2 separate regions of the Homo sapiens genome follow, and region 2 is linked to region 1. A link is an interaction called in ENCODE POLR2A ChIA-PET data of the cell type or tissue named here. Cell type or tissue: Panc1. All regions are shown on one strand. Links, peaks and the distances in the headings refer to the core of each region. The heading gives the core; the rest is flanking DNA. Region 1 holds the start of INSYN2A (inhibitory synaptic factor 2A). Region 2 overlaps DOCK1 (dedicator of cytokinesis 1).

Evidence for each region. Peaks named below come from ENCODE experiments on the same cell type or tissue, not always from the same donor. Only the 100,000 strongest peaks of a DNase experiment are listed, where the experiment ranks them.
Region 2: POLR2A ChIA-PET joins it to region 1 with 19 read pairs; 2 of 35 experiments call an interaction of 5 or more read pairs at or near these places.

The regions. Positions count from the first base shown.
Region 1 is chr10:127,188,240-127,200,573 of GRCh38, reverse strand. The region is part of intron 27 of DOCK1 (dedicator of cytokinesis 1); the gene reads right to left. INSYN2A (inhibitory synaptic factor 2A) reads left to right here and starts at 3,983. Exons shown (of 6, transcript NM_001039762.3): 1 at 3,983-4,577; 2 at 7,844-7,969. In Panc1, for the core only: CTCF peaks have their summits at 1,850 and 2,051; no DNase peak of the experiment used is centred there; H3K4me3 peaks cover 1,416 bases; H3K27me3 peaks cover 1,258 bases.
Region 2 is chr10:127,240,818-127,253,151 of GRCh38, reverse strand. DOCK1 (dedicator of cytokinesis 1) reads right to left here. Exons shown (of 52, transcript NM_001290223.2): 28 at 5,043-5,144. Among named protein-coding and RNA genes, the nearest start is that of INSYN2A, 50 kb to the right of the region's middle. In Panc1, for the core only: CTCF peaks have their summits at 9,224 and 9,443 (motif pointing left); a DNase peak (open chromatin) is centred at 9,411.

The DNA.
Region 1 (12,334 bases), core at 1,500-9,499:
AAATCAGCCAGGCGTGGTTACAGGTTACTCAGGAGGCTGAGGCACGAGAATTGCTTGAACATGGGAGATGGAGGTTGCAGTAAACTGACATCACGCCACTCTAGCCTGGGCAACAAAACGAAACTCTGTCTCCAAAACAAAAACAAAAACAAAAACGAAAACAGATAATATCGATTCTTGCAAAATATAATAATTAAGAAATTTAATCCTTTATCACAAACCCTCGTAGCAGAGCAGAGCTCCCCATATATATGAGTATTGTACCTAGGCTGGACGCATTCCTCCTCTTACTTTTGGGAATGTCCCACTCTGTCTATGGAGTAGCTGTTCTTTCACTACTTTATTCTCTTAATAAACTTGTTTTCACTTTGCACAGTGGACTCGCCCTGTGTTCTTTCTTGTGTGAGATCCGGGAACCCTCTCTTGGGATCTGGATCGGGACCGCTTTTGTGTAACAAAGACATGGGAAAGAAAAATTCACGTCCATAGCGAGCTCTGTCACAGCGACATCGGACAGTTGGGAGGGCAGGCGTTTCATCGGCAGTCTCCTAAAGAAGGAAGTTCTGCTGTGTAGCTAAACTGGAAGGCTCCTCTTCTGCAGTTGCTAGTTTGGAGACACTTTTCTCTTCTCCTGCCTTGCACACTGGAGAGGATACAGGTTAATCACACTGACAGATACACTGGTTCACTGAGGGGTAAGGGTTATTGGGGAGCATGCATGTGGACATTGCAATGACACAGTGATGATGCTCAGACAAATGAGGTCACACTGAGACAGGAAGCATCTCCATGAATTTCTATATAGGTGGAAAACTGCATAAGCAACTAGTGCAGGAGACAGAATGATCCAGCACCAGTGAAGTTGCTGTGGTCCCGGGCAACGAGTATGCCTCAAAGGTAATCCCCATTCTGATATTTTCCACCATTGATAACTTTGTCGCATTCTTGGACTTCATCTAAAGGGAATCATGTCATAAACACTGGGCGTCTGGCTTCCTTTGTTCTGCACCTTTGTAGAAGCCCTCCATGCCAAAGCATGCATCAGCAGTTAGTGCTTTTGGGTTGCTGTCTAGTATTCCACTATACGAAGAACCAAGAAATCTTTATCTACTGTTGACTGGTATTTGGATTATTTCCCGTTTGGAACAGATATAGATAAACCTGTTATGAACATTCTTGAACATGTTTGACTTGTATATTCTTGACTTTTTAATGTGGAAATTGAGACCTCAAACTCACTATACCATAGGGGTGGAATTCCAGCAATTCTCTGTACAACCCCTGCACAATTCCAAGAAGAAGGCAAAAGAAGAGAGACGTGGATATTTTGCTTAGTTAGCCGTCTTGAACTTTCCCTTATTTTTATTCCTCTGCTTTTAGGAAATCCCACTTGAAAAGTAGCTATTTTCTCCTTTGCAAGTCTATCTTTTTCAACAAAAATCTTAAGCAAAATATAAAAAGCCAATACCAATTGATTCCTAAAATGAATCTATCAAGTTTCACTTTTTTTTTTTCCTGAGGAAGCCGAGCATATTGACTCATTCTAGACCCTAAAAATATGCCTACATCCCATCTATTAAAAAAAAATGCAAGAGGGATCTGTGGGCAGGAAGATGGCTGAAACTCCCTTCTCTCCAGCCAGCCCCCAGCATGATGCTTGCTTTAAAGCCTGGAGCATGATGACACACACCTCACCCATGTGGAATATCTCTCCAGAGCCAAAGGTAAGGTGAGGCAAGTTTTCACCAATATTTTGATTTGTGATGCTGAAGACATGCACTTAAGCACTACAATATGTAAATGGTTTCCTACTTCAAAAAAAAAAAAAAGAAGCGATGCCAATGATTTTAATAGACTTAGCAAAACAACTGTAAGTCTACTACACAATTGAACAACTCTAAGCAGTCCTGATGATGCTACAGAATTCCGTTATACTCTCCTCTTCATGTAAGTGGATTTTCTAACCTGCCAATTACGGCTTTCCATTTTCTTCCTGGAGTTATACATCATGCGAATCTCAGATAGCACTGTCCTTGGAGCTGTTTTCTTGCCAGTTCACAGTGCCACCTGTGGCTGAGCACTGCCTTGCTGGGCATGCATTTATGTTGACCTGTTTTCACTCTTGGTCCCGGAAAACTTCAGCCTTCTGATACTACCAGCCCAATGCCCAAGTTTCCTGGCAGCTTTATTTACAGTCACTTTAAAAGACGGAAGGCAGATTTCAATTTTATGGATTGCCAATAAAGTAAGATTTACAGAAGTTCCCCAGACCACTGGGAAAATTACTGGAGCCCACAGCTGCAACAGCACATCCCCAAGGGAACATGCTGGAGAGTGGCAACTTCTCCTATCTGGTTTTAAACGTCCCCAACTCCTATACATTCCCTTCCCAGGCCCCTTCCAGGCAGAAGAGGGGACTGCAGTTTCCATACTGCTCACACAAAATTAAGCATCTCTTTCCAGCCAGCTCCCAACAGCCTCCCTGGTAAGCTGGAAAATCAGCTTGGGGGATCTGAGTTAAGAAGAACAACAAGAAGAGTGAGGTGGGCAGAGTTTGGATCCACAGGCTCAGGACTCCCGTCCTGGGCATATCTGGATCCCCAAGGCTGGCAAAATTGTATACCAAAGGATGCTGCGGGGTAAAGAGGGAAATAGATGACATTTTAGATTTTTTTTTCTTCTGAAATGTCTGGACACACTGCCCAAAGCATCCACATACAAAGAAGGTATTTCGTATAAAGTCATTTATAAAAAACAGACACTCTATAAGGCAGTGATAGGCTCAGTTCAGCTCAGCGAACAAGGATGGAGCTATGGCTTGGTCACAGGCACAGAGCTGGTGCTAGGTGCAGAGACTCAGGGATGTATAGGCAAAGAGGTCTCACTGCCCACTGATGTGTCTGGAGAGGTGGGTGGGTGAAGGGACTTTCCATTTGTCCTCCCAATTTCCTCTCCGAAGCCTGTCCCTTCCCTGGGGTCCACTACTTCTCTGACCTTTCCTGAGAAACAGACTAATAAATGTGGCTACTTACATTTTACATTACATTCTAGGAGCAAATCCAGGGGGCCAGGAGCCCTGCACTCGGCTGGCTGCTTAGTCCCTGGCCCAGACCCCAGGGCCTGACAGGCATCAGAGGGGCCCCTGGGTCTGCTGCTCTGAGCTCAAAACACCCAATACTCTTTGGTGGGTGGGAAATTAAGGGCGGGGATAGCTCCGTGTGCATCCTAGGTCTTTTCCTCTCCCAAGAGAATTCTACTCTGCCACAAAGGAACTCAGCCTCTGCGCCCTGTGGCTTCTGCTGACGGGTGGTGTGTGCTCTGGATGGGGGGTAGGGTTCCTGGCTAGGAGTGGCAGTGGCGCCTGCTCTGGAGTGTCCCTAAATGTCAGCATGCAACATTACCAGGCAGGCCCTCCCACTTCAGTCCTCAGGCCACTCATAGGACCTCCTGTCCCCATGTAGAGAGGCTGACACCAGGTTGGAGCCAGCACTGAAAGGATCCCCGAACTCCTGCTTCTACAAGGCAGCATCCGCAGGTGAGCGGCCAGGCACCTACAAGACACGCACCCTTCAAGCCTGGCTTCCCAAAGCCCCGCCGGGCCAGGCTGGCTGGCACAGCAGACAGTCATGCAGCAGGGTCCCCAGCGACCCCCCATCCCTGAGAGAACACACGGAGTCCCCCGCCCGCCAGCTGCTCCGGAGGCGGCTCCAGGGTAGACTCAACAAGTTCCCGGGCCATGCAGCGCCGCCTGCAGCCCAGAAACCCGGAGGACGCGCTGTGGCGGAGCCCCGCGCGCAGGCGGCAGCCGGCGGCAGCCGGCGGCAGCTCCTTCCACCTCCTCCTCCTCTTCCTCCTCCTCCTCCAGCTCTGGCGGCGGCGGGAGGGGGCTCCTCCACTCCCTCCCTATCCCCCACCCCACGCACGCGGCCCGGCCCGGCCCGGCCCCGCGCCGCCCCCGCCCCACCTCCGCCCCGCGGGGCCCGGGGCTCCGCCCGCCTCGGTGCCAGCCGGGCGCACAGGCGGCAGGCGCGCGGCTTGGGGCGCCCTCGCCTCTGGCCGCCCGGCTCCGCGGAGTAGCTGGGACCTGGAGCAGCGGAAAGGACTTCCCTCCTGCTCCCTCCTCTGCCCCGCCCCCGCCTCCTGGCCCTGGCTCTGAGATCTCGCCGAAGACAATTGCAGTAAATGAGGACATCGGAGGAGCGCGAAGCCGGGTGGCTGTGGCTGGCTCCGCCGCGTCGCGAGCAAGCGAGCGCGCGGGCGTCCCCGGAGCTGGCCCAGCCGCTGCCTCCCCGCGCGCGTCGCTAAGCGGGGCCGGAGGGACGCGAGCGACGCGAGCTGCGGCGCGGGGGCCGGCCGGGCCAGCAGGGCCGGGCCGGCAGCGGTGGAGGGGGCGGGCAGCAGGCGCGCAGCGGGCCAAGTCCCCGGAGCCGAGGCTTCCTCCGCGTGAGCGCGGCGAGTCTGGCCGCGGATGCCCTGTCCGGAGTGCTCCGTGCCGCCCCAGGCTTGCCAGGGTCCGCAGCGAGACATGCCCGAGCCAGGCGCTGCATCGACCTCGACTTATCTGTAAGCAGCGGAAGGTAAGCGGAGCCCCGCGTGCCCTCCTCCCGCGCCCCCGCGCCCGTCGTACTTGGCCGCGGGCAGAGCACCGCTGGGACGGGCGCCGACCCCGATTCGGGCGCACACACTCGGCCCCAAACCGGCTTGGCCGGAAACTCGGCGGCTCCCGGGGCCGGGACACCCCGGTGCAGCCGGGAGCGGACCCGGTGCGGTCGCAGGTGGGGGGCAAGGTTATGCAACTGCATCTGGCGCGACCGGGTCGCTGAGGGGCGTCTGGCAACTTTGGCGACGTCAGGGAGGAGCGGGGCTGCGCCTCTGCGATGTGGGTTCCAGACAGACGCCACAGCTTCGTGAGCGCCCGACAGCCCTAGCCAGGCAAAACTGGGAGATCTGGGGGCGGCCGTCTCCCCGGAAGGTTTCGAGGCTTTTAAGTATTTTCCAAACTAAAGCGCCCTGGAAAGTACAAGTACGGCTGATTAACTTCGGGGGGGGGATGAGTTGGAACAGAGGGGCCCTGACGCCGGCCGTTGAGGAGAGGCGCGAGCAGCAGTGAAGGCAGATGCCCACGTGAAATGCTCGTCTCCTCCACTCGCTGGGGTTGGCACCTTCCCGGGGCTGCGGGTTGGGGTCGGCGCCGCGGGGCTTCCCGGTGCCTGGCAGCCCGAGTCAGACCGGGACAGGCGTGGGAAACCAACCAACGCTGCAGACCTAAGAGACTGCGAGCTGGCGGGCGAGGGCAGGAGGGAGGAGGGAGCCCGCGGGCAGCCCGGGGTCGGGGCAGCTCCTGGAGCCCAAAGTCAAGAGCGAGAGTCTGCATCTTGCTGGTTCATGCTCAGGGCTCCAGGCTGATGTCCCCACTGCTTGGATAAAGAGCCGCTCCCTGTGACCTCAGCATTCTACTACCCAAAAATATGCCACAGGGAGAGGGAGCCAGTGATAAAGAGATGCCAGGAGTGGGGGAGGAGAGGTGCCTCTGGAGTAAATAGGAGAGAAAATGGGTGCGTTTTGCTTATCTACAGCCCAGGGCTCCCGCCCGGACCCCTCTCCTGCTGTTGGTCTGTGCTGGGGAGCTGCACGCGCTCTGGGCCCCTGCGCCAGAAGCAGCGGTGAAGCGGTTTACTTTGACCTTGTCTGCTTAGGCGCTGAAATTCTGCGGAAGCATCCCGAGGTGAAACTGCAAGAGTGGGAATGAACTTTGGGGGAGCCCTGCCTTGGCTGGGAAGCCAAACGATCATTTCAGAAGACTACAGCTCAGGATAGCACAGGGTAGACGTCTGTGCACTTGAACGCTCCCCCCTCAACGAGGACTTGCTAGAGGGTTACCTTTCCATGCCTTATCTCAGTGGGGGGACTGTCAGAGTGACTGCGCTGGCTGGGTACTTGATGAAAAAATACCACTCACAAGACCCGGGCCATTCCCAGAGTAGTACATACATGAAAATGATATAACCCTTATTAAGCTTACGCTACAGCAAGTTACCGTCATTTCACTATGCAGAGGCGGAAAGTGCTGGTTTTTACTATTCCCCCACACTGTACTATTTCTTACATTCATATCCTGTTGAATGTTACTTTTGAAAGTTCATATTTATCTTTGCAATTTTTTTGCAAGAATGATTAGCAAACATGCACAAGGAGCTCAAAGAAAAAATGGAAGTCCTGCCATCTGCATGCCTCACCAGATATTAATCATTTACTATCCATGTTTACTACTTACATTAGATGGCACTGCTCCTCACGATGGTTTTATTAGAGGCGCATTTGGTTAAGGAAAAGAAAAAGTCTAGCACAGCTATCACTAATTGCATGATTTTGCATAAATTACATTAGCCATGGAGAGTTTTGTTTTCTTCACTAAATTCATCATTTTGTTTAAAAGACTAAACAATTCAGTTTAATTTCTTTAGCTAAATGAAAGACTTTTCCTTAAAGACAAGATGTCCTTGAAAAGCTACATATGTCTTTAAACTTATTACAGTTGCCACGACTTTGTATTTTATCATTGTGATTAAGACTTTGAGCTTTCATGTAAGTCAGGCCCTTTATCCTATTAAGAAACAGAATTACTGGTTAAGAAATAGGCTAACAAGGCAAAAGCTGGGAAGCTCCATGTCTGCACAATGAGATTTCTGCAAGCTCTATGGGAGGCTGGGTACTCTATTACTCTGTTTACTTCGGGGGCTTCTCTGTTTTGCCACAGTTGTTTTCCCCTGTGGCAGGAAAGGGAATTTTTGTGTTTTGTTTCTCCCTCTGTAGGGAAAAATTTTTAAATAAATCAATAAATAAGAGAAAGACTTGTACGTGAAAGGCATTCATCTACAAGGAAGACTCCTACACACTGAAATAAGCAGTCCAAAAATCAAAATGATTCTCAGAAATAACAACGGATCGCAGTGGAGTGGCAGGACAGACCCGTTCACGTAGACATTTGTATTCTCTTGTTTGCGCCCAGCCATGGCTATCTCATTTAGAGACAACTACTGAACTCTGGAATATGAGAAGCAGGTGACTTATGCTTCTCAGAGACTCATGATACAGAAATGATCACAGCTACCTCCCAAAGCAGCAGCTCTGTGGTCAGATATTTACGTAGGAGGGCAGTGACAGGTTCACCACGGATTTTAACGCTTGTGAAGGATGCTGTTCAACGCGTCCATAGCATCCAAGAAGCTCAGTTGGGAAGGCAGGCAAATTCTACATACTTGAGGCAAACCACCGTCATTCTGGGAGTGTGAGGTCATAAAAACTCCCCAGATAAAACCAGTGTCATCGTCATTTTCAACAGTCTTTCATAAATGTGAAGCACCACAACCCCTCCCCACCATGATTCCACTGGTTGGAGACCTACATTCCCCAACCAGAAATTAGCTGGCATGATTTATGAAGCAGATCCTTTTTTGTCTCACATATTTGATTTTAATATTTCATAACATTATGGGGTGACTTCAATATTTTAAAGCAAAATTTAATATGATTGATACTACATGACGACACTTTCATTACCATGAAATTCTCATACAAACATTGAGAGAAGTCTTTATTCCAATACTGGAGCTAACCTATGATATATATGTAGTGAAACTTCATGACTTTTAATCAGTTTATTTAAAATGTACATTGTTCTTATACATTAAGGACAGAATACAGACTTGCAGGAACCAAACTATAGGGACCCTGACAGGATTGCTGTAAACAAGTTGTTTGGACAATGTCTTGTGTTAAGCACTAAGCCATGAAAGGATAGGTTTGAACCTTTGGACCATGTGTGATAATGTGTCTGTTTCAGATCCTGAAGGCACTAACTAAGGTATCTCCAGGCAACCAAGGATCTTACCTCTCACATTGAGAAAAACCATAACTTCAGAGACATTTCCTGGCTCCAAATTCAAGTCCTTTCAGAGACCCCTCTACTGTAAGTCACAGGATATTCAGTGTGCATTTGAGTCGTACGTGCTTTAGACATTATTCAAACCATAATGAATGGGTTGAGGGACTTTGAGGTGTATAAAGATGTTATCAGATGACAAATCACTACCTGAATAAAAACAAAACATTCTAACCTGACAAATGTGTCTCTTTCTGCTGAGTATGTATTCCCAGCTCTAATTGGGACTGAGAGAAAATTAACTTGAATGTAGAACAGCAGATATTAGGGACAAGCAGGAATTATGATTCTAAATTACTCTATAAACCTTTTGGCTAACAACATATTTCAAAGGGATTTGGAAATAACTCTCCCCAAAGTCATTATTTGTGAATATTTATTTTATAGAGCACTGAACTGTTTATTCAAAGTATTGCACATCCATAGACATGTTCTCTTTACCACACTATCCTGCTGTTAGGAAGTTTGAGCAAAAAAAGAAAAGAAGAGAGTCTTACATCTCTGCACAGCATACATTCATATGAATTATACTATTCTATCCAATAGAATGGTAAAGAAACAAAAGAAAACCCCACCATATCAAAATGCTTGTTGAAGTTTATATTCTACTTAATATGGAAAATTCCAGTTCAGCCCTTAATAATCTAGCTTTGGCCATGAAATGAAATGCAGTAAACTACAACATATGAGAGACATGGGAAGGAGGCTACGGAATGCTGAAAATACTACAGGCAGCCTTGCAAATAAAAGTTGCTCTCACTCCATCTCAGCAGAGATGATCACAGCTATATCCCAAAGCAGGGGTTCCATGGACAGGCACATCCCAGAGAGAAAGAGGAAAAAGCACAGGCTGATGGCATGAGGGCCTTTTTACAGCTGTTCAGTTGAGGAAGCAGCATGGGGCTATATCCTATTCACTGCCAACCTTAATGAAATTGAGCAGTCTTTGTGTTTCTAGGTCATTCCACTGGTGATGTGAGATCCCCCACCCTTGTTCTTCTCTAGGAAGGATCTTGTATTTGTCAATGGTCCTTCTTCATGTTTTTAAAAATCTTTTCTATGTGTACTTAGTGGTTACATTTTAGATACCTCTTACTACCTGCATTTTGTACAGTGAAATCTGCTTATTTTTGTAGTAAGTGATTTTAGCATCCTTAAAAAATGCAGCAAAGATATAAAACCTGGGATTTTTAAATGGGGCAAGCATAGGGAAGGTAGATGGATATGCAGATGGCTTTGTTCAGAGAGGACTTCTGATTTGTGGATATGTACTGAGCTGTTGCAGCAGTGGCCAAGGCAATGTGTAAGGTGTTACAAGACCAAGTGAGAGGACTCCAAGAAGCTCAAGTCCAGGAGGAGGGGAGGAGGTGGCAAGGAAGTGGCAGGAGCCTAAAGACTCCCAGGTAGAATCAGGATAGGAGATTACAGGCAGAGAGTGATGCCCCGGCTCACTTCGTGGGTGATGCTTGAGATTGCACTCCTGAGCCCAGCAGACATTAGTCCTGGAGCTTAAGCCAAGTGGTAGGGTGCTCAGGGCTACAGACTTGTATGGGAAGAGTGAGAAGTGACATTCAGCAAAGGTTGAGGTGCTGGAATCAGAGAGTGGAGGCATAGTCTGGAGTCAGTTTGAGGAGGAACCAGCAGGGCAAGAGGGTCCTCTGTTGATGTTTGAAACAAGAACATATATTCTCAGAAGATTAAGGCGGTATAACTAGAGGCAAACCAGAGGAGAGGAGTTGGAGACCAGTTGAGAAGGTGTCACAGATGAGAATGTGCCAGTCTCAGTAGCACTGGGAAGTAAGTTAGGGGGCAGCTATGAGTAAAACCTTCTGGCAGACAAGTCTTTGTAATGTGGCAAGATAGAAAGAAGGGATTAAAGATGCTACCCAAGGCCAGCAAGGCGGTGGGGGATTTTAATGGCAACAGAAATCTGGGAGCCAGCAGGAACGGGGGGGGGGGGGGGGGGAAGATAGGATTTCTATTAAATATTTGAGTGTGAATTTTCAACTGGAAATATTATTTAAAAAATAAGTTTTTCATTATCTCTTACGTCCTAGAATGTCCACAAGAAATACTTTGAAATAGGAGGAAATTGGATGAAGCGATTCACAGCGCAAATCCTTAAATGACTAAGCATAGTAGTATCTATAACAGGTGCTTAATAAATATTTAATGAGGCTACTAACACAAACCTAGCCAGTGATTTTGCTACCAACTCAGGGAATCCTGATTGGGAAAGAATTGTTTTCTTCCATTTCCACTTGTAACTTTTTGTGTAGCAGGAATTAAAGGAAACACCGTGAGAAGGCAGTAAAGAGGAAGACGGCTTCCAGGGCTGAACAGTACTGACGTCTGGCCATGCAGTGTTTAGAAAAGAAAAAAGCACCAAAGGGTTGGGTTCTTTACCACCAAACTCAACCTCAGCGATTCCTTTGGTGAAAATTCAGTTGGGTAGAAGTTGAGTTTTTAGAGAAAGAATGTCTTTGAATTTGGTGACCTAGTATTAGGGTAAAAGAAGCAAATAAGGAGAATTGAGAAAATGTATCTCACTGCAGTCAGATAAATTAATGTTCTTATAACCCAAATGCTGACATTCTGGGTTAAAAAGAGTTTTCACCAGAGCTCACCAAAAAAACTGGAGAGTTCATCGGGCCAGCATGAGAGAAGGAGATGTCTGTCTCTCAGCCTTAACCTCACATCTCAATTTGACGTCGTGACTTCAACTCCATTGATCTCTGTGCCAGACCCACCAATTTATCATTTTAAAAATCAATGACAGCGCTGCATAAAGATTATTTTTGTCTTTTTTTCCTTGCGTAAATCACACTGCACAGTGTCCACTTAACCGTGCACTTGAGACTCCCATAGCTTAGATAATGTGCCATGTGCAAACGTACTGTGTGAACTTAAAGGAATGCTGAAAATATGCTGTTCACTTTCAAACCGTATTTTTCATTTGACTTCTTGCCCAATGATAACTGCATTTCTCAATTACTTACTGTTTTAGTTTTAAAGGTAGTTGTTAGCTCAGTGGCTTCACTGAAGTCATTCATATCCTCATTTAATTTGTTTTGCACTTGCTATTTATATTTTAGTCTTGCTATATAATATTTATTCTGAATATATATCTACTTTATTTATTGTGTCTATCACATTTGTCCATGTGGCAAAAACACCCAGGGTGAGGCTGAATGACAGAAGTTAGCAGGTGGCTGGACACTGGAGCCTCAGACAGAGTGCCCAGGCTCACTGGCAGGGTTGGCCCCACACTGCACTGGGCAGGTCAACTACTGAGTGAGTGGCAGAGACTGGACCCCAACTCACTCCTAGTAATTATTTAAAATAATTCCACATGGAAGCATCAGTTCTAACTGTATCTGAAGAGTCAGTGAGAGTGACCACTAGCAAATGCAGCTTTAAAGTATAAGTCTAAGACAACCGTACAGTTTTTAATCAGCCACTCAAGGTTGGAACCTTCTGGTGGTGATTCTCAAGCTTGTGTCTCGTAGGTCCTGCATCCAGTGTCATCCACATGCACAACACATCCCAAGGTGTGCTGTCTTTGTGTACATCCACTTCATCACCAGGGCTGTGTACTGAGCGCTTCCTAGGAGCCGACCACCTGAGCCCTGACCCAGCTCACAGTGGAGTGCAGCGTGGTGGTGCGGTAACAGGCTCCAGGCCAGGCTGTCCTCCTTTGCCCTCCTGGCTCTGCCAGTATCTGTGTGACCTTTGGCATGTGACTCCACTACCTGTGCCTCTGTTTCCCCATCTTTATTACAAATAGTAATTTCTCCTTCAGAGGGTGTTTGGAGAATGAAAGGTTCAGACATACACAAAGCACAGAACGGTACCTAGCTTGTGCTGAGTGTTATACACAAGTGTTACCTTTTCTGATCTTTGCTCTCCCAGGTTAGATCACTTGCCCAGAGTTCTGGGCTATTAAGTGGAGGGGAAGGGCCAGAACTCAAATCCAAGCAGGTGGTCTCAAAGCCCCAGTTCGTAAGGACTACGGCCAGAAATTAACCACGTTAGCAAACCATGGTAGCATGGGAAGACCTTGAGCACCCCCTCTCTAATGCAGAAATTCCAGAGTTATTCACTGTGCAAAGACTGTCAATGTACGAATGACTGGTCTCAAACCCCAGATCCATGGTTGAAAAGAGCTGCCCCAAGCCATGGAATTTCTAGAAGGGAACAGAATTCTAAATGTTTTGCGTCTCCAACCAGAAATATATATACATAAAAAAAAGTGTGAATATGCCCTATTCCTACTATGGGTCTGCTCAGTGACAATTTACTTGGAATTTGCCATCCCATAATTAATGGATGTTGTGAAAGACCTGGATTTTCATCCATGACAATAACTGGCCACTAGCTCTCTCCTCTGTG
Region 2 (12,334 bases), core at 2,660-10,659, 51 kb before region 1:
AGCATCTCCAGTGTAGAAGATTCTACAGATTCTTTGTGGTTCGAATCCAAAAGGGTTGGGATGGTCTCTGTCCTCAGAGTTCTGAGCTGAACATGTCTATTGTTTTTCTCTTCTGGATCAGTCATTCCGCTTGTGCTCTATATGCTCACTGTCACTGGTGTTGATAGTAAGTGTGATTTTGTATGAAAATGACTCACTCAACCAAAAAGGGCTAAATTTGAGAACCTGAATTAGTACTTGTTAAAAGGAAATAGTCTCAAGAAAATAGAACCAAAAAAGAGCCCGCATCGCCAAATCAATCCTAAGCCAAAAGAACAAAGCTGGAGGCATCACACTACCTGACTTCAAACTACACTACAAGGCTACAGTAACCAAAACAGCATGGTACTGGTACCAAAACAGAGATATAGATCAATGGAACAGAACAGAGCCCTCAGAAATAACACCACATATCTACAACTACCTGATCTTTGACAAACCTGAGAAAAACAAGCAATGGGGAAAGGATTCCCTATTTAATAAATGGTGCTGGGAAAACTGGCTAGCCATATGTAGAAAGCTGAAACTGGAACCCTTCCTTACACCTTATACAAAAATTAATTCAAGATGGATTAAAGACTTAAACATTAGACCTAAAACCATAAAAACCCTAGAAGAAAACCTAGGCATTACCATTCAGGACATAGGCATGGGCAAGGACTTCATGTCTAAAACACCAAAAGCAATGGCAACAAAAGCCAAAATTGACAAATGGGATCTAATTAAACTAAAGAGCTTCTGCACAGCAAAAGAAACTACCATCAGAGTGAAAAGGCAACCTAAAAAATGGGAGAAAATTTTTGCAACCTACTCATCTGACAAAGGGCTAATATCCAGAATCTACAATGAACTCAAACAAATTTAAAAGAAAAAAACAAACAACCCCATCAAAAAGTGGGCGAAGGACATGAACAGACACTTCTCAAAAGAAGACATTTATGCAGCCAAAAAACACATGAAAAAATGCTCACCATCACTGGCCATCAGAGAAATGCAAATCAAAACCACAATGAGATACCATCTCACACCAGTTAGAATGGCAATCATTAAAAAGTCAGGAAACAACAGGTGTTGGAGAGGATGTGGAGAAATAGGAACACTTTTACACTGTTGGTGGGACTGTAAACTAGTTCAACCAATGTGGAAGTCAGTGTGGCTTCTAGATCCTCAGGGATCTAGAACTAGAAATACCATTTGACCCAGCCATCCCATTACTGGGTATATACCCAAAGGACTATAAATCATGCTGCTATAAAGACACATGCACACGTATGTTTATTGTGGCACTATTCACAATAGCAAAGACTTGGAACCAACCCAAATGCCCAACAATGATAGACTGGATTAAGAAAATGTGGCACATATACACCATGGAATACTATGCAGCCATAAAAAAGGATGAGTTCATGTCCTTTGTAGGGACATGGATGAAATTGGAAATCATCATTCTCAGTAAACTATTGCAAGGACAAAAAACCAAACACCGCATGTTCTCACTCATAGGTGGGAATTGAACAATGAGAACACATGGACACAGGAAGGGGAACATCACACTCTGGGGTCTCTTGTGGGGTGGGGGGAGGGGGGAGGGATAGCATTAGGAGTTATACCTAATTCTAAATGACGAGTTATTGGGTGCAGCACACCAGCATGGCACATGTATACATATGTAACTAACCTGCACATTGTGCACATGTACACTAAAACTTAAAGTATAATAATAATAAAATTTAAAAAAAAATGGAAAGTGTTTTGGCCACTTTCATATTGAAATACGAAATAACATCAAATAATTCTGTACAAAATAATCTTTTATTTAATAGTTGTCAGAGTAAGCCGGGCGTGGTGGCTCATGCCTGTAATCCCAGCACTTTGGGAGGCCATTTGGGAGGCCGAGGCGGGAGGATCACCTGAGGTTGGGAGTTGGAGACCAGCCTGACCAACATAGAGAAACCCCATCTCTACTAAAAAATACAAAAAAAATTAGCCGGGTGTGGTGGTGCATGCCTGTAATCCCAGCTACTCGGGAGGCTGAAGCAGGAGAATCGCTTGAACCCTGGAGGAGGAGGTTGTGGTGAGCCGAGATTGCACCATTGTACTCCAGCCTGGGCAACAAGAGTGAAACTCTGTCTCAAAAAAAAAATCGTTGTCAGAGTTGAAAAACAGTCATATACTCGGTATAGTTAACAAACAGAAACACATTTTACAAAAGTTCTGTCAGATTAACAACAGTAAAAAAGTTCACATACTTTCCAGTCTAAATTTGTGGTATAAAAAACCACAAACGTCATTTTTTTTTTTTTTTTTTTTTTTTTTTTTTTGAGACGGAGTCTCACTGTGTCGCCCAAGCTAGAATGCAGTGGCCCGATCTCGGCTCACTGCAACCTCTGCCTCCCGGGTTCCAGCCATTCTCCTGCTTCAGCCTCCCCAGTAGCTGGGATTACAGGTGCCCCCCAACCATGCCTGGCTAATTTTTATATTTTTAGTGGAGACGGGGTTTTGCCATGTTGGCCAGGTTGTTCTCGAACTCCTGACCTCAGGTGACCCACCTGCCTCCACCTCCCAAAGTGCTGGGATTACAGGCGTGAGCCACCACGCCCGGCCAACATCATTTCTTAATGGAAGTCAAATTGTCTACAAATCATTGATTTTTCTAAACTGTTGTGTCTATGGAAAAACATCCCCTGGGAAATTGGGACCACAACACACAGTAAACATCTGATCCTGGGATGTGAGCAAAGACAGAGGGCACACACTTGGAATTCAGCAAGCTACAGTAATTTTTAAATGCCATTCGGCATCATCGCTTTTCACTTACCTTGAAGGATCCTTATCAATTACAGCACTTAATAGTTCAGATTACATGTTTGCACGTGGGGACTTTTATGAAGTGATTGTTCTGAAAAAGGGCAAAGTACTAATTGGAGTCCTGACTTTTCCAGGTGAGTAATTCTTCTATTTCTGAAGACTTTATTATTCAACCTGGAACGTTATCTGCAAAACTGTTCCTCTAGCTTTAAGCTACAACTATGCTTTACACTGACCAAAGCAGGGGGTCGGGTGTAGTTTAGATTCAATTATGGAATAAAATGTTACAAATGTAAAATTTGATTTCGCTATGCCATGATTTCCAAAGAGTCATGGGATATAAACAGGATACAGGTTACACATTTGAATATACTCCTACTATCAACTACTTATTAATATTCAGGGAAAACCAGACACAGAAATACAAACATATACATATTCTTGTTCCCTTACTTTTATTTAGAGGAAACTGCTAGAGCTTTAAGGTCTAGATCCATTTTTGTTCTCCTTAGAAATCTTGAAGTACAGTCACGTGCTGCGTAATAACATTTTGGTCAATGACAGACTGTGTATATGTCAGTGGTCCAAAAATTGTAATGGAACTGAAACTTCTTATCACCTAGTGACATCATAGCCATTGTATTACAACTGCCTATAGTATTCAGTGCAGTCACATGCTGTACAGGTGTGTAGCCTCGGAGCAACAGGCTAGACCATCTAGCCTAGGTGTGTAGCAGGCTCCACCATCCAGGTTTAAGTAAGGGTACACACTATGAGGCTTGCACAATGATGAAATTGCCTAACGATGCATTTGGCAGAATTGTTAAGCAACACACGACTGCGTGTGTGTGTGTGTGTGTGTGTGTGTGTGTATATATATATGTACATGTATATATATATGTATATATGTGTGTATATATGTACATATGTGTATATATATGTATATATAAGTATAAAAATATTATTTTTTCAAAGGATCATTTCTAATACATAATTTGCTTATTGCTGCCACTATAGATATATAAGAAAACTATGCATTATATATATAGTGGCAACAATAAGAAAATTATGTATTAGAAATAATCCTTTGAAAAAACTCATACAGATCATTCTCTTCTTCCCATTTCTTAATAAGGTACATGTCAAGTGCAACAACCCCTGTTCTAGAAACACTAGTACACTGCCATGTTCTGCAGGTATCTATGAGTATTCTTTTACAGCGGTCCCCATCCTTTTTGGCACCAGGGATCAGTTTCGTGGAAGATAATTTTTCCATGGACCAGGGGGTGGTGGGGCAGGTTTCGGGATGAAACTGTTCCACCTCAGATCATCAGGCATTAGATTCTCATAAGGAGCATGCAACCTAGATCCTTCGCATGCACAGTTCACAATAGCGTTCGTACTCTTATTAGAATCTAATGCAGCCACTGATATGACAGGAGGCAGAGCTCAGGCACTAATGCTCCCTTGCCCACCACTCACCTCCTGCTGTGTGGCCCAGGGATTGGGGACCCTGTTCTACAGGACCTTACAGATCCTTAGAAATGGAATCTTAGAGTTCAAGTCAACATGTAATCACAAAGTCTGCCAACAAGTTTGGTTGCAGCTTTGCAGAGGATATTTGCCATATGGCAATGTAATTTCAGGTCATTAGGGAGGTAGTTCATAAGCAATAAATTCCCCTCTGTTATACTTTTCCTAATTAAGTTGTATCATAGTTTTACTGAGGATGACTAGAGAATTATTTGGAGAAATGCTGATGAGCTTCCATGATTACAGCTAATTAATAATGGAGTACAACTTAAAGCTGAAAAGTCACTCTGGCTTCTGCTATTAAAAAGTCAACCAATAAATGAATAGGAGTTAATGGGAGACTATCCATGGATAACATCTCCAAATTTCCAATTATCCCAAAGCACAGGAGAAGAAACTGTCACCAAGAAAGACAAGAGATTTCCCTGGGCTCAGCCCCTGAGTCATTCTCCATTCAGCCCTAGAAGCAAGTCTGCAAGTCCGGACCCTTGTCTTGTTAGAAACAAGGCTTCAGTCAGACCTTCCCAGGAGGCATTTGAAATCAATCAGAGACAAGTTCTCATGCAAAATCCTATTTTAAATGAATATATTGATATCAGGCTTTTGTCTAAAGTGCTGGCCCTAAAACATGGTTATGTGAACAGGGTGAAAGGGACACTTACTACCACATCAGTCCTCATTTTCCCAAAAGTCTTGATCAAGTGGGCATAATGGTAATCTTCCATTTGTCGTAAAATAGCTGTCATGCAAGCCACGAAGTTTCCCTGTAAATGAATCAAAAGATAGAATTAGATGAGACAGAGCAACACTCATGGGAAAAGCCGAAATCATCCCAGATTCTGGGACTTGAAACTGTCAGGGAGAAGCAACGGGGCATGGGCAGGGAGCCCTGGGTTCTGCTGCCCCTCTCTCAGGGAAGATCAGCATAAGGCATGGGTCACTTCCAACCTCAGGAATGTTTTTTGGTAGGGGGTCCTTAGAATATCAAGTTGAAAGTAGAAAGAAAAGCAAAACCCTTGAGGGGGTCTCACAATGCTGAGGACATGAGTACACAGTAACATGAATGAGAAACACTGGTGCACTCACACTCAGGGCTGTATTTTATTCTCTCTAACTATTAATACCTCAAGTGTTTCCTGATACAGGGTTGTCCAGACTGGAAAAATAAGCTTGAAATACTTTTGCATTAAATACAAGAAAATTAAAGACAGGATGGAAATCATGGGAACTTCTGTTTTGTGCTCTCTTGGAAACTTGCTGCCCTTATTATCCGGCAAAATGTGTGTGCAGCCTCTCCTCTTGGGCCATGGCAAAGAAAGGCCTCTAATTTCTCAAAATCAGCCTGTATCCCCCTGTGCCCGATGTGGAGGCAATCACCACAACTCCACAATGAGTTATGGCCCAATTCTCCTCCCCGAGAAGAAGGACAGGAGGAATGTGGGCTCATCAGAATGTCAAGTGGGAGAGCTGGGAGTTTCTCAGACCAGACGGAGCTGGGTGGAAAGGAAAAGAAGGAGGAAAAAAGAAAGCAACACAGAAAATCAAGAATGGGGAAGGTAAAGGGCCAAAGCTGAAACGTCTCTCCGGCTGTTGCAAATGGAGGCAGCCAGTATGTGTGTGGACGTGGGTGTGCACACGTTTGTTTGCGTGCCCTGAAGGGTGTTTGCTTTGGTGGCGGGTTGTGAGCTAGGCAGTTCTGTTGCCATTAACTGCAATTGCTCACTGCTAGGCTTTGTAGCTAACAACATTGTAAAGCCTTCCTTGCTTTTAAATATTGCCCCCTAAGTTAATGACATTTTAAGAAACACAGGATATATATTTTTTCCCATTAAGCCAGTACAAGTTTGGTAAAATTATAGCATGAAACACACTTTGAGACATGTCCCTATTTTTTCTCTATTAAATGAGCTCTCAAATTGCATTCTTTTACTAACTCTCCTTTTACCAGCAATATATCAGAATGCCTAAATGTCTTTTATATTAATTTGGAATACAGGCTTTACAGTGAAATGTTAAAATCCAATATTTTCTCCAATCCATTTTATACCTATAGTACACATATCTACTTCCAAATGAGTCCTCGAAGGACGCATTACTCAAATTGAACAAACACAATAATGATGATATGATATCTTCCATTTGCCCAGAAATATAAATTATTTGTGAATGATGATAATTGCTGAGATTTAGATTCCAAGTTGGTGTTCAGGGAAACAGCTAAATAATGCTTGTTTTCCATTGAGGCAATGATTAGTAAAATGGCAAAATTTGTGAACTTTTGAAACATATAAATATTTGGCATACCATTCAGCTCAAGAAAGGCTGCCTTTGTATCTTGTCTACTCCTTATGACAATGAGATGTGTCCCGTGGATAATCGTCTTAATAACAACACTGTCACTTTAATAGAATACGACCTCTTTCAATCACACACAAATTTCTCTTCCTGTGCCACTTTACAGGCAGTGAAACTGAGGCTTAGAGGTTTCACTCTCTGAAGGAGTGAATGGCAAAGCTGGGTGTGGAGGCTGTACTCTAGGACTATAAGACAGGTACTTACTGGCTGACCTCATTTCTTTACCCCTCATCCAGATGCACATTTTAACTCTTCCTCTAAGGAATCTGAAGCCACTTCTGATGACCAACACAAGGTAGAGATTCACTTTCCTCTACGCTTGCAGTCATCAGAGAAAGCTGGAAGAGGGTGAGGAAGAAGAGGCTTCGAAGTACTCTGCCCACAATTGACCCTGATGCAGTCGCTGACCCGGACTCTTCCCCTTGAGAGGAGGAGCTTTTCCCGCTGAAGAAGAGGCCTATATCAGCCTAGGTGAACCTAGTAGGTGCTGAAATCAATTTTCTGCAGGTCAAACCAGTTACACAATGGAGACTTACACATTAGAATAAATGAAATCACAAAGTCAGCTATTTATCACCAGAAGCAATGTATCAATGTGCTTAGCTTAAATGATCAGGCTGAAAGTAGAAAGAAAAGCATAATCCTTGAGGGGGTCTCAAAATGCTGAGGGTATGAGCACAGAGTAACACTAATGAGAAACATCAGTGCAGCCAGACTCAGGCCAGATGACGTGAACAGGTGACGTGGACATACTGAATTCAGGCAGCAGACTGTCACGTCATGCGGAGAAATTCATGCAAGGCAACAAATGCCAAAACCGTTGTAACACAGAAAACGAAAAACTGAAGCGAACACAGCAATTTCCATAAAACAAGTCCTGGGAGGATGTAAATGCCCCGTGGGGAAGTCTCTCTGGAAGAGCATATCAGAGAAGGCAACCACGCGGCCCCTTGTTTAACTGCGATGGGGATTAATTACAGGAGGCCCAGAAGGGCCAGAAGGATGGGCCATCTCCACAAGTTAGAGGCGGTGCTGCCGGGCACTGTGCGTGCCCTCTTTACCAAACTTAAGGAAATGTTCCAGAAGTCATGTGCATCGTTCAGTCTTTCCTTTCTTAGCGAAAGTAAGTCTTGCTTTTTCAGCTCTAAGGTGAAGCATGAACTCCATTAGGAAACGGATGATCTGCATATTAAAATTCACTGAAATGCCCCTCCCCTTCCTCCCTGCCCTTTGGGAATGGAGTCCCATCCTTGGGTTATCAGTATTTTTTTGGGCAAATACTGCAGATACCATGAAGCCTTATGGTTTCCATGAACACAGCAGAACCCTGCAGCATATCTGTGGGCTTATAAGGGTGGATAAAACGGGTATTTATGGAAGCCTTTTGAAACCAGTCATTTATTAGGAACAAAAGTGAGCGAGCTCTGTGAAAATAAAACTTTAATTCTGTGTGCTCAGAAGAAAATTACTATTCTGTGCTTTAACTGATTTATTTTAAATGCATTTGGGAGATGACTCCTAAATGAAGCTTTTATCTTCTAGACAATGGGTAGGCTAGCAGGTAGGCTGGGAGCAAAAGCCACTGTGCAGAACCATCCCTGAGCCTGAACATAGGGACTAGGCTCCAGCACCAGCAGCTGAGTAAAAATAAGTCAATAAGTAAAAATAAGACATATTCCTTATAACTTCAAAGCAATGCAAAATGGGGCCACAGAAGTCAGGATATACTTGCAGAAAATTTAAAAACCAGGACACTAAATGCCTAATAAACAACAAAAAAAAGTGAACCTCATTAGTAATCAAAGATGAAAATGATACATCATTATTTGCCTGCCAAAATAGCAAAGAAGTATTTCAATGATGATAATGTGAGCAAGGGTGCAGGGAACGAGGACTCTTGTGTGCTGTTGGTGGGAACATAAATTGCTATAACCTTTTTAAAAAGTGATTTGGAGATAGGTTTGAAAAGTCTTGAAAATAAATACTCATCTCCTAAGTAATTCTACTTCTGATAATCTACCAAAGGAAGTAATTCAAAATAGAAAATTTCATACCCAAAGATGTCCATAGCATTGCTGAAAATTCTAAACATCCACCACAAGAAACTGTGTAAATAATATGATATTTTGTAGGGTTGCAAGATAAAGTACAGGATGCCCAGTTCCATTTGAATCTCAGATAAACAAAGAAAAATAAATATGTCCCAAACGTTGCAATGAAATATTACATGAGAGATACATATACTAGAAAAAAAAAACTGTTGTTTACCTGAAGTTCAAGCTGAACTGGGGGTCCTATATTTTTATTTGGCAAGTCAAGCAATCATAACTTGTGTTATGATGAAATATTGTGCAACCATTAAATCAAGAAACATTATGCAAATATGGAATATTTTAATAGCATGAGAAAATAATTGAAGAGGAAAACTGCAGTAATTATGTATACACATTTGACCAATATAAAGAATATATAGTACAAGAAAAACAAAAAATGACTAGAAAAGATACCAGATAGTCATGAGTGGAGGGAGACTAAGCCCAGATTGTTTTTATAAAGAGAAAGTATGTTAATATTTTTAAAGGTGGTCCAGAAAGAAAAGGATCCATCTGGCAGGAGGGACAAACTCTCCCTGCCTGCCCCTGATCTAGTTCCATTTCTTAAGCTCCTGTCTTAAAAAATCTCTCTCGCAGGGCTCCCCCTGTTGGTGTGGCCTTGGCTACTGCCTGGCACTGCTCCTGGAGGGAGCCCTGGACAGAAGTCGTCCCCGCACACCCCCAGCCCTCCTGGAAGTACCTCAGTGCCCCAGTTTTAAATGTGTTTGGGCCCCCATTTCACTAGGTAGGTTGATAGGAAAAATGGAGAACAGGTAGAACTGAGCACAGGTAGAAGGAAGGGCAGGTGGAATTGAGCACAAGTAGAACTGAGGCTGGGTAGAAGGAAAGGCAGGTGGAACTGGGCACAGGTGGAAGTGAGTCTCAGTAGAAGGAAAACAGCACAGGTAGAATGGGGTGCTGGTGGTGGAGCAGGGGGACATTCAGTGACAGGCAAGTTGAATGCAGGATGTCATTGCAGGATATAAAAACAAAAGGCTAACAAAAGCACAGACTGGTGAATGGAAACTCAGGATGAGACATATCTTTTAAACAGTGCCTTTGTCAACTATGCCTAGTGGAAGGTCTAAGTATGAATTAGAAGAAAAAAATCCAAAGGGTTTTAATTCATATTCTTGAGGAGCTGTGAAGGTGTAATAAAAATGGACTTAGCCATGTGACTTGGATAGCAGGGTATAAAATTGCTCCTGGTAATTTCATCAGCCAGACAAGAGCTGTCTCAATCGACCCTGGAGCTCACACTTTGTACAAAGCACAGATTTGCTCTCTGGGACACACAACACAGGCAGAAATTTTAACGTTCTTCTAAGTTCTCTAAATTCCAAAGGATCTCTGGGCAGTTCCCAGCCTCAGAAGCTGTTGGAGCTGTAAACAGAGACACAGGAGTGACGAGTGTGGACGGTAGGTGCCCGGTTTCAATAAAAGGAGAACCCTGAAGACTGAATCCGGGATTATGCTTCATGATTTCAACTGAGGTCTTGTTACAAAGTTTAACCGTGTTTTCACTAAGGCAAGGACTTTGAAGAGGAAATCTCACTCAAATGCTTAAATTTCAAATATATTAATGAAAATAAACCCATCTTATAATCATCATAAAAAGCAATGAAAATGAATTATCCAGTAACATTTTAAAATATATTACTAAACAACAACAACAAAAAAAACATAATGGTGATGACTTCTGGATGATTTTTCTTTTGGGGCGCATTCAAGCCAAAGAATCAATACTGTAAAGCAATATTATGAAGAAGAGAATATAGGAAAAGGGAATGTAACTGAGAGTCAAGTCCTTCTTTAAAATGATTTGAAATAAATCCAAGTATGAGTGAGTTCTTAGAGCTGATAAGATAGAAGGCCAACAGAGCACAATGGCTTTCTCTTTTGTAGAGGGAAAGCCAATGGCAAAATGTTCATAGGTGGTATTTTCTGTGAGAAAATATGAAAGAGAAAAACAGGGAGTCCAAAAAACAAACAAAACCTCAAAATGTTATAAATTAGCCCCAAACTCCTGCAAAGTCTGCACAGAGCTGAAGTTTTTCAAAATATACTTAGGGGTTGCCTACATCACAAATTAGAAACTATTTAAAACATGCATTCCCAGTTCCTCACATTAAATGACAGTAAGGCACATATTAAAACTGCACAAGCCCACAAGGACCAGGGGACTCTGAGGAGATGCAACTAAAGACAAGAGAATTCTGGAAGCAGGAAAGAGGGTGATGAGTGGGTACCAACTGCCCTCAAGGCAAGAACGTGGTGACATTTAACAGGAAGTCTGTGAATCCCTGGTGCAAAACCCAAGGAAGGCCCAGAAACTGGAGGGTGCCAGGTACTCAGGAGGCTACATGTGAGATGAAAAACAACAGTGCTGATGGCTTTGAAATGTGACCCTATATCCAGTCTGCCTATGCCCAGCATGTCCAGTGAGGGGCTCTCCAACTCACTCCTGGGGAGAGGACCACATGTTTACTCTCTGGACAAGGGAGGTACCTGAAAAGCAGAAGAAAATGACAAGAACCACCTGGAAGAAACACCTGTTTAGTTTGATGTCAAACCAAACAGTATACTCCCCTCTCTCTTTTCTGCTCAGCTCCCAGCATATCAGCAAGGAGGCTTAAACTAACCCCTCCTAACCTTAGTCCCAAACCAAACCTAGAAAGAAGACCAGAAGAATCCTCTTTGGTGAAAATGACCAGCCAAAGAGAACATAAGCACTAATACTAAGCATGGAGGTTCCAAAAGTATGACAGCTCAGCCCATCCAGGCTTGCCATGCAGGAAAGCCCATGCGCCTCCATGCTCTGTGCACAAACTTGGAGACAGAGGGTCTGAGCAAGAGTACTGGGCCTTGTGAAAAAAATTCATCCAGCATTAATAAAGGAGGCCCAAACAAACAAAAACAGAACCCAGAGGAAAGGAAGAACATTTAGAAAATGTAAGAGAAGTAAAAAAACTACAATAATAATAATTATTATTGTTATTATTTTTGAGATGGAGGGTTGCTCTGTCTCCCAGGCTGGAGTGCAGTGGTGCGATCTCAGCTCACTGCAACCTCCGCTTCCTGGGTTCAAGTGATTCTCCTGCCTCAGCCTCCGGAGTAGCTGGGACTAGAGGTATGCCACGCCTGGCTAATTTTTTGTATTTTTAGTAGAGACAGGGTTTTGCCAGGTTGGCCAGGCTGATCTCGAACTCCTGATCTCAGGTGATCCACCCGCCTTGGCCTCCAGAGCATTGGGATTACAGGCGTGAGCCACCGCGCCCAGCCAAAGAACTATAATTACTATCCTCAGGTAGATATGAGATTATATTCATGATCATCATATCTTCCTTATATTCCTCCCCCAGCTTAGTGATTTTCAGGACAAGTCAAACGATTTGCCCTTATAACTATCATATTTCTCAGATTTAAAATAATAACATACTTGGAAAAATCTTGCAAAATTCTATAATCCTTGTAACATTGTTCTTTCACTTATATTTGTTGAAATA